Linked DNA regions of Homo sapiens: region 1 is linked to region 2. A link is a contact called in ENCODE POLR2A ChIA-PET data. All regions are on one chromosome and are shown on one strand. The core of a region is the stretch at or near the end of the contact, and the rest is flanking DNA. Distances in the headings are between cores, read along the strand shown.

Region 1 (5,192 bases), core at 1,599-4,098, 540 kb after region 2:
CCTATGGTTTTATGGGAAACGTTTATATTTACATCTAAATAAATACAAGATTGTTTTTTGAGAGAGAGTCTCACTCTGTCACCTGGGCTGGAGGCAGCAATCATAGCTCACTGCAATCTTAAACTCCTGGGCTCAAGCAATCTTTGCCTCCCAATAAATACAAGATTTTACGTAAAATGACATGAAGAAAAAGTGTCCCAAGTGATAACAAAAGAGAGTGTGTGTCTCAGATATTGCTGGTCCTAAGACATGTTATCATAATGTCACACTCAGTGTGAAGCATTCTTTTTTTTTTTGAGTTGGAGTCTCCCTCTGTCACCCAGCCTGGAGCGCAGTGGCGTGATCTTAGCTCACTGCAACTTTTTTGTCCCAAGTTCAAGCGATTCTCCTGTCTCAGCCTCCCGAGTAGCTGGGATTACAGGTGCACACCACCACACCCAGCTAATTTTTGTATTTTTAGTAGAGACAGGGTTTCACCATGTTGGCCAGGCTGGTCTCGAACTTTTGACTTCAAATGATCCACCCTGCCTTGGCCTCCCAAAGTGCTGGGATTGCAGGGGTGAGCCACCACTCCTGGCCCAGTGTGAAGCATTCTATACTGTTGTGCTCTTGTCCTGAGTTTATTTCCCCAAGGCTTTCTATATTTTGGCAAAAGCAAAGGTTAATGTTCTGCAATGAGTTTCCCAAAAGCTGAGAGAGTGAAAGAAAATCTTGGAAAAGGAAGCCATGAAGAGAAATATGACCTCATATCAAACTAACCATTTCATTTTTTTGGTTAACAGGAAGCAGTATTTTAAATATTTCATATCCTAACATGACAGTTTGTTACTGATTACTGATACACAAGCCTTTTACTAGTTTCAGCTATATTCCAGGAAATTATTTGAGACTTTTGGGTTGAGGTACAATACAGCCTTTTCACATTTGAAATAATGGAATATAGAGTCCCAGTGGACAATTTTGTGAGCATCTGCTTTTCAGAAACGTATAATTGACATTAAGCAGGAGTTACCTCTATCAAGACAATGAATGTGGATGGCACACAGCAATGGCAAAAAATGGAGCTGGAATTCAGAGGATTAATATTAATCCTTTATTACTAATAATAATTTATTAATATTTGAGGCACATGTCGAGAGTATTAACATGTTTTCTCTGTCATGTTTTCTCTTCCCTTGTTCTTTATAATGACATGGTGTAGTCAAAAACAATTTTCATGGTTTGTTCTATATATTTCTATACCCTTTCATCCATCATCAATTCATCCTCCACCCCTCCATCCCTTCACTCATTCCTCTACCTATCCATCCATCCATCCATCATCCATCCCTCTAACCATTTATCTATCCATCCATCCATCCATCCATCCATCCATCCATTTATCCATCCATCCATCCATCCATCCATCCATCCATCCATCCATTTATCCATCCATCCATCCATCCATCCATCCATCCATCCATCCATTTATCCATCCATCCATCCATCCATCCATCCATCCATCCATCCATCCATTCATTTATCCATCCATCCATCCATCCATCCATCCATTTATCCATCCATCCATCCATCCATCCATCCATCCATCCATCCATCCATCCATTCATTTATCCATCCATCCATCCATCCATCCATCCATCCATCCATCCATCCATCATTGGTGCCAGTCAATTTGTGCTAGGTGTTGAGCATCCAAATCCCACTGCTCATTTCTCCATATCTTGATTTCTTTTTCTAAACTCCTGTCTGTTTCAGCCCTTCCTATTTAGTAAACATTAATGTGTCCATGTCCCTTGGTCACCAGTTATACAAAAATGAATAATTGCAGGCTCTTGCCATTGAGGAACTCATGGTCTATGGCAGTGCCACTCAAATTGTGGTCCATGAACTGTTACTGACCCTTGTGAAGAAATTAATCTTGGACTAAAGCAATTCTTTAACCTCAGCCTCCCAAGTATCTGGGAATATGGGACTACAGGTGTGTGCCACCATGCCCAGCTAATCTTTAAAAAATGTTTTTGTAGAGGCAGGGTCTCTCTATGATCTATCTGTCTCTGGACCATTGCTTTGCCTGAGTCTTGGAAGCCCCTCAAGGATGGAACTCAGTGGAAGAAATGTCCTGACCAGGGAATCTGCCTCTTGGCTGTGCCACCACCATCACTGCCCCAGTATTTAATGCAGAAAAAAATCTCCTGGACATCAGATTTCCTTTGGAACATGAGGGTCCCTTTGTAGTAATGGATTCCCTCATCTCCTTTCTCTTCTTAGATCCAAGCAAAAGGACTTGGGTATCTGCCATATCCAATTATCTGCATCAGTGTTGCCCATTTTCCCCATGGTTAATTGAGAGATGAGTAAATGTTTTTCCACAATCCTCCAGGGACAATCCAAGTATCATGGGCTCTAGGCTCCCACTGAAACTATTTTTTTTTCCTAACAGAAAGGGAGACCCAGAGGGGTTCTGATGCAAAAGCTGTCCCTGGAGCCTCGATCCCCAGACAAGGATGTCTATCTTTGCATAGACCAAGGTGGCACTGATTAAACCCAAGATGCTGGAGCCTGGGGAGGTTTTTTTCAGGAGCTGTCTTGCAATGAAGGGAGTTGACATGCTCATGGGGCATTGAGAGGGATCCATCACTCTGTCTGCACACAGACCTTGGTGACTGGGGGTGAGAGTTTGGAACCCAGCCTTGTGGAGATCTTGGGGGTCTGGGCATAATTTAGAGACTAGTATTAGTGGCAAGATGGGCCCCCAGAACTGCTGGTATTGTGTTTCACAAGCTCATTGGGTTGAGCTTGTACAGGTATTTGGATGGAAAGATGAATTTTTGTCTACCTCTTGGACATTTGCCAACCTGCACGCTGGATGCATCTTACCTTGTCTGTTATTGCTGCTGTGAATCCAAGCAGGCTGGACCTCTAGATAGCAGAAGGTCACCCATGTTGACGTTCATTCCAAACCTTCCATAAAATGTGCTGGAAGCAGCAAGGGGTGGGCACCTCACCTTGGCCATGGGGCCGGGACTAGAACAACCCATCTGGCATGGGCTGGAAGCACCTTCAGCTCACTTTCTGGAGACTGTGACCATCCTACAACAGTGATGCTCTGGAGGAATTCTCAGCTCAGAATTCCAGGGAAGATGAGTTGAGTGTTAAGTCCAAGAAAGAGACAGTGTCCAGAATAGAGACAGCTCAGGATCTGAAATCAAACTGGGTTCAAATCCCAGTCTACCCTCTTCTTAGCTGTGTGACTTTAGGTAAGTCACTTACCCTCTCTGAGTCCATTTGTCTTTAACTTTAGTTCCAACAATCATTATTTCCCTTGCAGGACGTATTCATTTAACAACTATTTACTGAGCAGGCTCTGCTGTGGATCCTTGAGATGTGAGAATGTGAGAAATAAATAAATAATATAAGTGAATTAAATTATTTTATTAAGTAAATTATATTATATATTAAATTAAATAATATAAGTGAATATAATATAAGAGAATGTGAGAATTTAATAAATAATATAAGTGACAGTTTGTCCTGCAAACTGTCATGTGATCATTTGGCTACTAAAGTGACCAAGAGTCCAGATCATGCCTGGTCATAACGGACTGATGTGAGTTTTATTGGCAACAAGAAGATAAATAATGTAGCTCCTTTCTTCTGGTCACTCAGTGTCAGCAAAGGGACCACTCTAGACCCACATTTTGGCATCCCTGAGGAAAACGGGAAAGGGACAGGTAAAACCACAACTTTAAAACTTTTCAAAGGGACTCTCCTCCCACCCAAAGAAGGACTGATTTAGGAATCACTGTGAGATGTTCCAGCCCAGATTAGAGTAAGTCATGGCTACTTTTTCCAGCTCTGCCTGTCTGACTGTGGGGCAGCAGGTGAGAGAGGTTGGATGGGTGGAACATTTTTTTCTGAAAGAGATTTCAGTGGGAAACAGTGTGCCAAAAGCTCAGGACATAATCCCAGCACTTTGTGAGGCCAAGATGGGGAGGTATTATTTAAAACTGGGATTAAGGGACCAGCCTGGGAAACATAGCAAGACCGCATCTCTACAAAAAAATTAAAAAATAAAAATTAGTCAGGTGTGGTGGTGCACACCTGGAGTCCCAGCTACTCGGGAGGCTGAGGCAAGAAGATGGCTTGAGCCCAGGAGTTGAAGGCTGCAGTGAGCTATGATTGTGCTACTGTACTCCAGCCTGGGTGACAGAGTGAGGCTCTGTTCCCTCTACCAAAAAAAGCTCAGGACACAAAGGCATTACAATGGAATTAGAGGAACTGCTAGAGATCCCCAAAACCAGGGGTTTTTATTTTTTTCAGATGCATCAAAGACAGTGGGACCACCTGGGCACCCTGAAAGGAAAGGTGAGTTTGGGGGCACACAGGAGTGTTGCCTGGGTTTCTGCCTGCAATCATGTTTTATGTCTTACTCTTGGGTGGATTCTGTTATCCACCAGTCCATACAGTCCGGATGCTCTATTACTTCTGCCTGGAATAAACTTCCCTCCTCTAGCTCTCTGGAAACCTTCCCTCCTCTACCTGACCTTCAAAACTTCCATGCCTCCTTCTCTGTGAAGCCTTCCCTGATCCCATCCCAGGCAGAGTTTCATCCCCTGGGTACCCAAATCATCATGCATGTATTTTTATTACATTGCTCATCAGACTATGCTGAAATGAGTTGCACAATGTTCATGTTCTCTCTCAAACTCTAAATTCTATAACTGCAGGGCTAAATTATCTGACTCCCGTACATCTTTGGTTGACTCTGGAAAATGCCACCAATGAGGCACTCCATTTCATTTTTGGTTGGATTTTACACATACAGTGCGTGTGTGTGTGTGTGTGTCACCAGATAAGGGTCTGTGAAAACAGAAGAAGAATTACAGAAACCAGTGGTGGGGCGATGACACTGTTCTAGACCCAAATGTCAACCTGTGTGGTTTCTTCCCAAGAGTGCTCTGCAGTTTCAAGGCAGGTCCTGCAGAGTTGTTGGTGCAGAAGCCTTCCCCACCATCCCAAAGGGCCACAATGCCTGAAACCAGGGGAAATGCCAGTCCTAGAACAGTTCTAGGGTGGACCATTGGCCCTGAGGGTTGGCAAGTGTGGCTTCTCTACCAGACCAGGGTGGGACATGATCACCCATTAGCCAGAAATCATAACTTAGTGGTGAAGGGGAGTCTGTTTGTGTGTGT
Region 2 (5,918 bases), core at 2,304-4,803:
TGCTGGAACCCGGGAGGTGGAGGTTGCAGTGAGCTGAGATCGTGCCATTGCACTCCAGCCTGGGTGACAGGACAAGACTCCGTCTCAAAAAAAAAAAAAAAAAAAAAAATCTATAGTAAATGCCTTCTAAAACCGTATCTTTATCACTGCCCTATAACTCTATATAGATTCTTGGCTACTAAGCCAATAGCTGGGATGATATAAATGTAATGCAGCTGCTATCTGAATAACAAGCATGGAAAAGTGAATATGTGTGTGTGCAGATAATGCTCTACAAACATACAACTTATGACATTTTCTGTAACCATAATCAATTTCTTGTAGTTCAGTGAGTTGACCCCCTTCATGATCAGTGTTAGGGGCATGTGAAAGAGGTGATTGGTTGATTGATTGATTGATTGATTGATTTAGAGACAGAGTCTCTGTCTGTCACCCAGGCTGGAGTGCAAAGGTGTGATCTTGGCTCGCTGAAACCTCCGCCTCCTGGCTGCAAGCAATTCTGCTGCCTCAGCCTCCCGATTAGCTGGAAATACAGGCACCTGCCACCACGCCCAGCTAATTTTTGTATTTATATTGAAGACGGGATTTCACCATGTTGGCCAGGCTGGTCTCAAACTCCTGAACTCAAGTGATCCACCCACCTCGGCCTCCCAAAGTGCTGGGATTACAGGCATGAGCCACCACACCTGACCAAAGAGGTGTATTATTCTTTTGCAATTTCCTTTTAACCAGCTGGTTTTGTTATCTACTTCTGATTATGTCGCTGATACAGGCCATTTTCTGTTATCAGATCAAAAAGCAGCAAAGCCAGGCATAGTAGTGCACAACTATAGTCTCAGCTACTCAGGAGCCTGATGGGAGAATTGCTTGAGCCCAGATTGAGGCCACATTGAGCTGAGATGGCACTACCATACTCTAGCCTGGGTGACAGAGCGAGACCCTGTCTCAATTAAAAAAAGAAAAGAAAAGAAACAGGCCAGGCGCGGTGTCTCACGCCTGGAATCCCAGAACTTTAGGAGGCCGAGGCGGGTGGATCATTTGAGGTCAGGAGTTTGAGACCAGCCTGGCCAACATGGTGAAACCCTGTCTGTACTAAAAATACAAAAATTAGCCAGATATGGTGGCAGGCGCCTGTAATCCCAGCTACACAGGTTGCTGAGGCAGGAGAATCGCTTGAACCCAGGAGGCAGACAGAGGTTGCAGTGAGCCGAGATTGCGCCATTGCACTCCAGCCTAGGTGACAGAGTGAGACTCCATCTCAAAAAACAAACAAACAAAGAAAACACAAAACTTTTATGGAATTCCAGAATCCTTTCTTCCTTCACTACTTCCTCTACTTTTGCTCTATTTCAAATTATTTATTTTTGACCTCATAATTTTTTGTGTGTGGATGGGTAGGCAGAATGAATTAACAGTACAAATCTTACCTCAAAGACTAGCTATAAAATAAGAAAAAGCGCCAAGCCAGAGTTTGAACTTCCAGGTTATAATACTGATTCTGTCATCAAACAGCTTTGTGACACCAAAGGAGTTTACTAAGTTCTTTGGATTTATTTATTATTATGTTAGATGGAGTGTCACTCTATTGCCCAGGCTGGAGTGCAGTGGCACAATCTCGGCTCACTGCAACATCTGCCTCCTGGGTTCAAGCGATTCTCCTGCCTCAGCCTCCCGAGTAGCTGCGATTACAGGCATGTGCCACCTTGCCCAGCTAATTTTTGTCTTTTTAGTAGAGACGGGGTTTCACCATGTTGGCCAGGCTGGTCTCAAACTCCTGGTCTCTAGTGATTTGCCTGCCTTGGCCTCTCAGAGTACTGAGATTACAGACGTGAGCCACTGTGCCCAGCTGGAAATGGATTTTAAATCTCTGAGATGTGAAAGCATTTTCTAAGCTTAAGAGCAGAGGGCAAAATGGTCAAGCAATGTACTGAGTTGTCTCTCTTTAAAACTTAAAGAGGAATTCTTAGCCAGGTGCTGTGGCTCATGCCTGTAATCCCAGCACTTTGGGAGGCCAAGGTGAGAGAATCACTTGAGCCCAGGAGTTTGAGACCAACTTGGGCAATGTAGTGAGACCACATCTCTGCAAAAAATAAAAATTAGCTGGGTATGGTCGCACATGCCTGTAATCCCACCTACTTGGGAAGCTGAGGTGGGAGGATCACTTGAACCCAGGAGGCTGAGGCTTCTGTGAGCTATGATAGTTCCACTGCACCCCAGCCTGGGCAACACAGTAAGACTCTATCTCTAAAAAAGAAAAGAGAATGAGACATCTTTTGTCTATTTTAATCTAACCTTTTTTTTTTTTTCCTGAAGACTCTTACCCCAGCTTGCAGCTTTTTTTTTTTTTTTTTTTTTTTTGACAGAGTTTTGCTTTGTCGTCCAGGCTGGAGTGCAGTGGCGTAATTTCGGCTCACTGCAACCTCTGCCTCCCAGGTTCAAGTGATTCTCCTGTCTCAGCCTCCCTAGTAGCCAGGATTACAGACACACACCACCATGCCCAGCTCATTTTTGTATTTTTAGTAGAGATGGGGTTTTGCCATGTTGGCCAGGCTGGTCTCAAACTCCTGGCCTCAGGTGATCCACCCTCCTCAGCCTCCCAAAGTGCTGGGATTACAGGCATGAGCGACTGTGCCCGGCCAGCTTGCTGCTTTTAGCATAAATTTCAGGCTTCTGGTGAGCTCTTGGCAACATGTACCAAGAATCATAACGTGTTTGCCTTTTTCCAGCCAGTATTTCCACTGCTGGGAATCCATGAGAAAGAAATATGAGAAATAGGCAAATATTTACATATAACAATGCTTCTGTTATTGTTATTTTAATATTCAGTTAGTGCAAAGCCTGAGGTATCCGGTACGCTGTGTACAATCACGTGATAAGATCCAATATGCAGTTATGAAAAATGTTTGTAGATTTTCTTTAACAATATGTAAAATATTTTCATACTATTTTTACAGAAAAAAGCAGGATATTGGGAGGCCAAAGCAGGCGGATCACTTGAGGCAAGGTGTCCAAGGCCAGCCTGGCCAACATGGTGAAACCCCATATCTACTAAAAATACAAAAAATTAGCAGAGTGTGGTGGCACAAGCCTGTAATCCCAGCTATTTGGGAGGCTGAGGCAGGAGAATTGCTTGAACCTGGGAGGCAGAGGTTGCAGTGAGCCGAGATGGCACCATTGCACTCCAGCCTGGGTGACAGAGTGAGACTCCATCTCAAAAAAAAAAAAAAAAGAAAGAAAAAGAAAAATGCAGGATATAGGATAAAACATTTTTTTCTAGATGTTGCCGTAATTAAAAATTTTGTTGCCTATATGGCCAGGAGTGGTGGCTCACGCCTGTAATCCCAGCACTTTGCGAGCCGAGGTGGGTGGATCACTTGAGGCCAGGAGTTCGAGATCAGCCTGGGCAACATGGTGAAACCCCATCTCTACTAAAAATACAAAAATTAGCCGGGCGTGGTGGTGCATGCCTGTAATGCCAGCTACTCGGGAGGGTGAGGCATGAGAAGTGCTTGAGTCCGGGAAGTGGAGGTTGCAATAAGCTGAGATTACACCGCTGTGCTCCACCCTGGGTGACAAAGCAAGACTGACTCAAAAAAAAAAAAAAAAAAAAAAGATGTTTCCTATATAGCAACAGGAAATCTCACTCTTTGCTGAGAGAAATGCCAAACAGTACAGCCACTCTAGAAGACAGTGTGACAGCTTCTTACAAAACTAAACATACTCTTACCATATAACCAATTAATTTCACTCCTAGATATTTACCCAAACGAGTTGAAAGCTCATGTCTACAAGAAAACCCGCACATGGGCCAGGTGCAGTGGCTCATACCCGTAATCCCAACACTTTGGGAGACCGAGGCGGGCAGATCACGAGGTCAGGAGTTCAAGACCAGCCTGGCCAATATGGTGAAACCCTGTCTCTACTAAAAATACAAAAATTAGCTGCGCGTGGTGGCATGTGCCTGTAGTCCCAGCTACTCAGGAGGCTGAGGCAGGAGAATCACTTGAACCCGTGAGGCAGAGGTTGCAGTGAGCCGAGATCACACCACTGCACTCCAGCCTGGGCGACACAGGGAGACTCCGACTCAAAAAAAAAAAAACAAACTGGCCGGGTGCGGTGGCTCATGCCTGTAATCCCAGCACTTTGGGAGGCCGAGGCGGGAGGATCACGAAGTCAGGAGATCGAGACCATCCTGGCTAACACGGTGAAACCCTGTCTCTACTAAATATACAAAAAATTAGCCGGGCATGGTGGCAGGTGCCTGTAGTACCAGCTACTCGGGAGGCTGAGGCAGGAGAATGGCGTGAACCCAGGAGGCAGAGCTTGCAGTGAGCCGAGATGGCGCCACTGCACTCCAGCCTGGGCGAGAGAGTGAGACTCTGTCTCAAAACCAAAAAAACAAAACAAAACAAAACCTGCACACGGATGTTTACAGCAGTATTATTCATAATTGCATAAAACTTGGAAGCAACCAAGATGCCCTTCGGGAGTTGAATGAATAAATAAACAGTGGTACTTTCAGACAATGGGAACTCATTAATTAAAATAAATGAGCTCTTGCTGGGCACAGTGGCACAAGCCTGTGGTCCCAGATACTCAGGAGGCTGAAGTGGAAGGATTGCTTGAGCCTAGGAGTTCCAGGTCAGACTGGGGGACAGAGAAAGACCATGTCTCTAAATAAATTAATTTAAATTACAATATATTTTTTCTTTTCTTTTCTTCTAACACAGAATCTCACTCTTGTCACCCAGGCTGGAGTGCAGTAGTGCTATCTTAGCTCAGTGCAGCCTCCGCTTCCCAGGTTCAAGCAATTCTGCCTCAGCCTCCTGAGTAGCTGGGACTACAAGTGCGTGCCACCACGCCCGGCTAATTTTTGAATTTTTAGTAGAAACAGGGTTCCAACAAGTTTGCCAGGCTGGTCTCGAACTCCTGACCTCAAGTGATCTGCCCACCTTGGCCTCCCAAAGTGCTGGAATTACAGGTGTAAGCCACTGTGACCAGCCTAAAAAAATTTTTTAATTATCCAGGCATGATGGTGCACCTGTAATCCCAGCTACTCAGGGAGGCTGAGGCAGGGGGATGGCTTGAGCTGGAGAGGTCGACACTGCAGTGAACTGTGATGGTGCCACTGCACTCCAGCCTGGATGACAGAGAAAGAGCCTGGCTAAAAAAACATATAACTAGCCGAGCAAAACTCCTTCTCAAAAAAAAAAAAAAAAAAAAAGTGAGCCCTAATGTAGGCTGTGGACTCGGGGTGATGAGGACGGGTCCCTGGAGATTCATCAAGTATAACCAATGCACCACTCTAGTGGCGGACATTGATAAGGAGGAGGCTGGGCTTGGGGAGCAGGGTAGATATATGGGAAATCTCTGTACTTTCCACTCAATTTTGCTGCAAACCTGAACTGCTATAAATCAGAACGTTTATGGGCTGGGTGCAGTGGTTCACGCCTGTCATCCCAGCACTTTGGGAGGCCAAGGCAGGAGGATCGCTTGAGCCCAGGAGTTTGAGACCACCCTGAGCAACATAGCAAGGCCCCATCTCTACAAAAAAAAAAAAAAGAAAGAAAATACAAAAATTAGCCAGGTGTGGTGGTGTGCATCTGTAGTCCCAGCTACTCGGGAGGCTGAGGCAGAAGGATGGCTTGAGCCTGGGAGGTGGAGTTGGCACTGAGCTGTGATTGCATCACTGCACTCCAGCCTCAGTGACAGAGCCAGACCTTGTCTTAAAAAAAAAAAAGCCCATGGGAAAACAAATACTGTTTTCCTCTGCTTGAGTGAAAGAAGCCAGTCTCGCTGGGCGCGGTGGCTCACGCCTGTAAGTCCCAGCACTTTGGGAGGCCGAGGTGGGCAGATCACCTGAGGTCGGGAGTTCGAGACCAGCCTGGCCAACATGGAGAAACCCCGTCTCTACTAAA

The links. ChIA-PET counts read pairs that join two places held with the same protein, here RNA polymerase II (POLR2A).
Region 1: POLR2A ChIA-PET joins it to region 2 with 16 read pairs in naive thymus-derived CD4-positive, alpha-beta T cell. The contact joins the promoter of OR2Z1 here to the enhancer-like site in region 2. POLR2A ChIA-PET finds 5 or more read pairs at or near these places in 2 of 52 experiments (activated T-cell and naive thymus-derived CD4-positive, alpha-beta T cell).

Annotation. Positions count from the first base shown.
Region 1 is chr19:8,718,786-8,723,977 of GRCh38, forward strand. OR2Z1 (olfactory receptor family 2 subfamily Z member 1) reads left to right here and starts at 2,849. Exons shown (of 3, transcript NM_001004699.3): 1 at 2,849-3,257; 2 at 4,321-4,365.
Region 2 is chr19:8,177,483-8,183,400 of GRCh38, forward strand. No RefSeq gene overlaps it. Among named protein-coding and RNA genes, the nearest start is that of CERS4, 29 kb to the right of the region's middle. Within about 2 kb of position 3,554, at least 5 of the 41 ENCODE cell types and tissues checked have a DNase peak (open chromatin) inside an H3K27ac peak, as active enhancers do.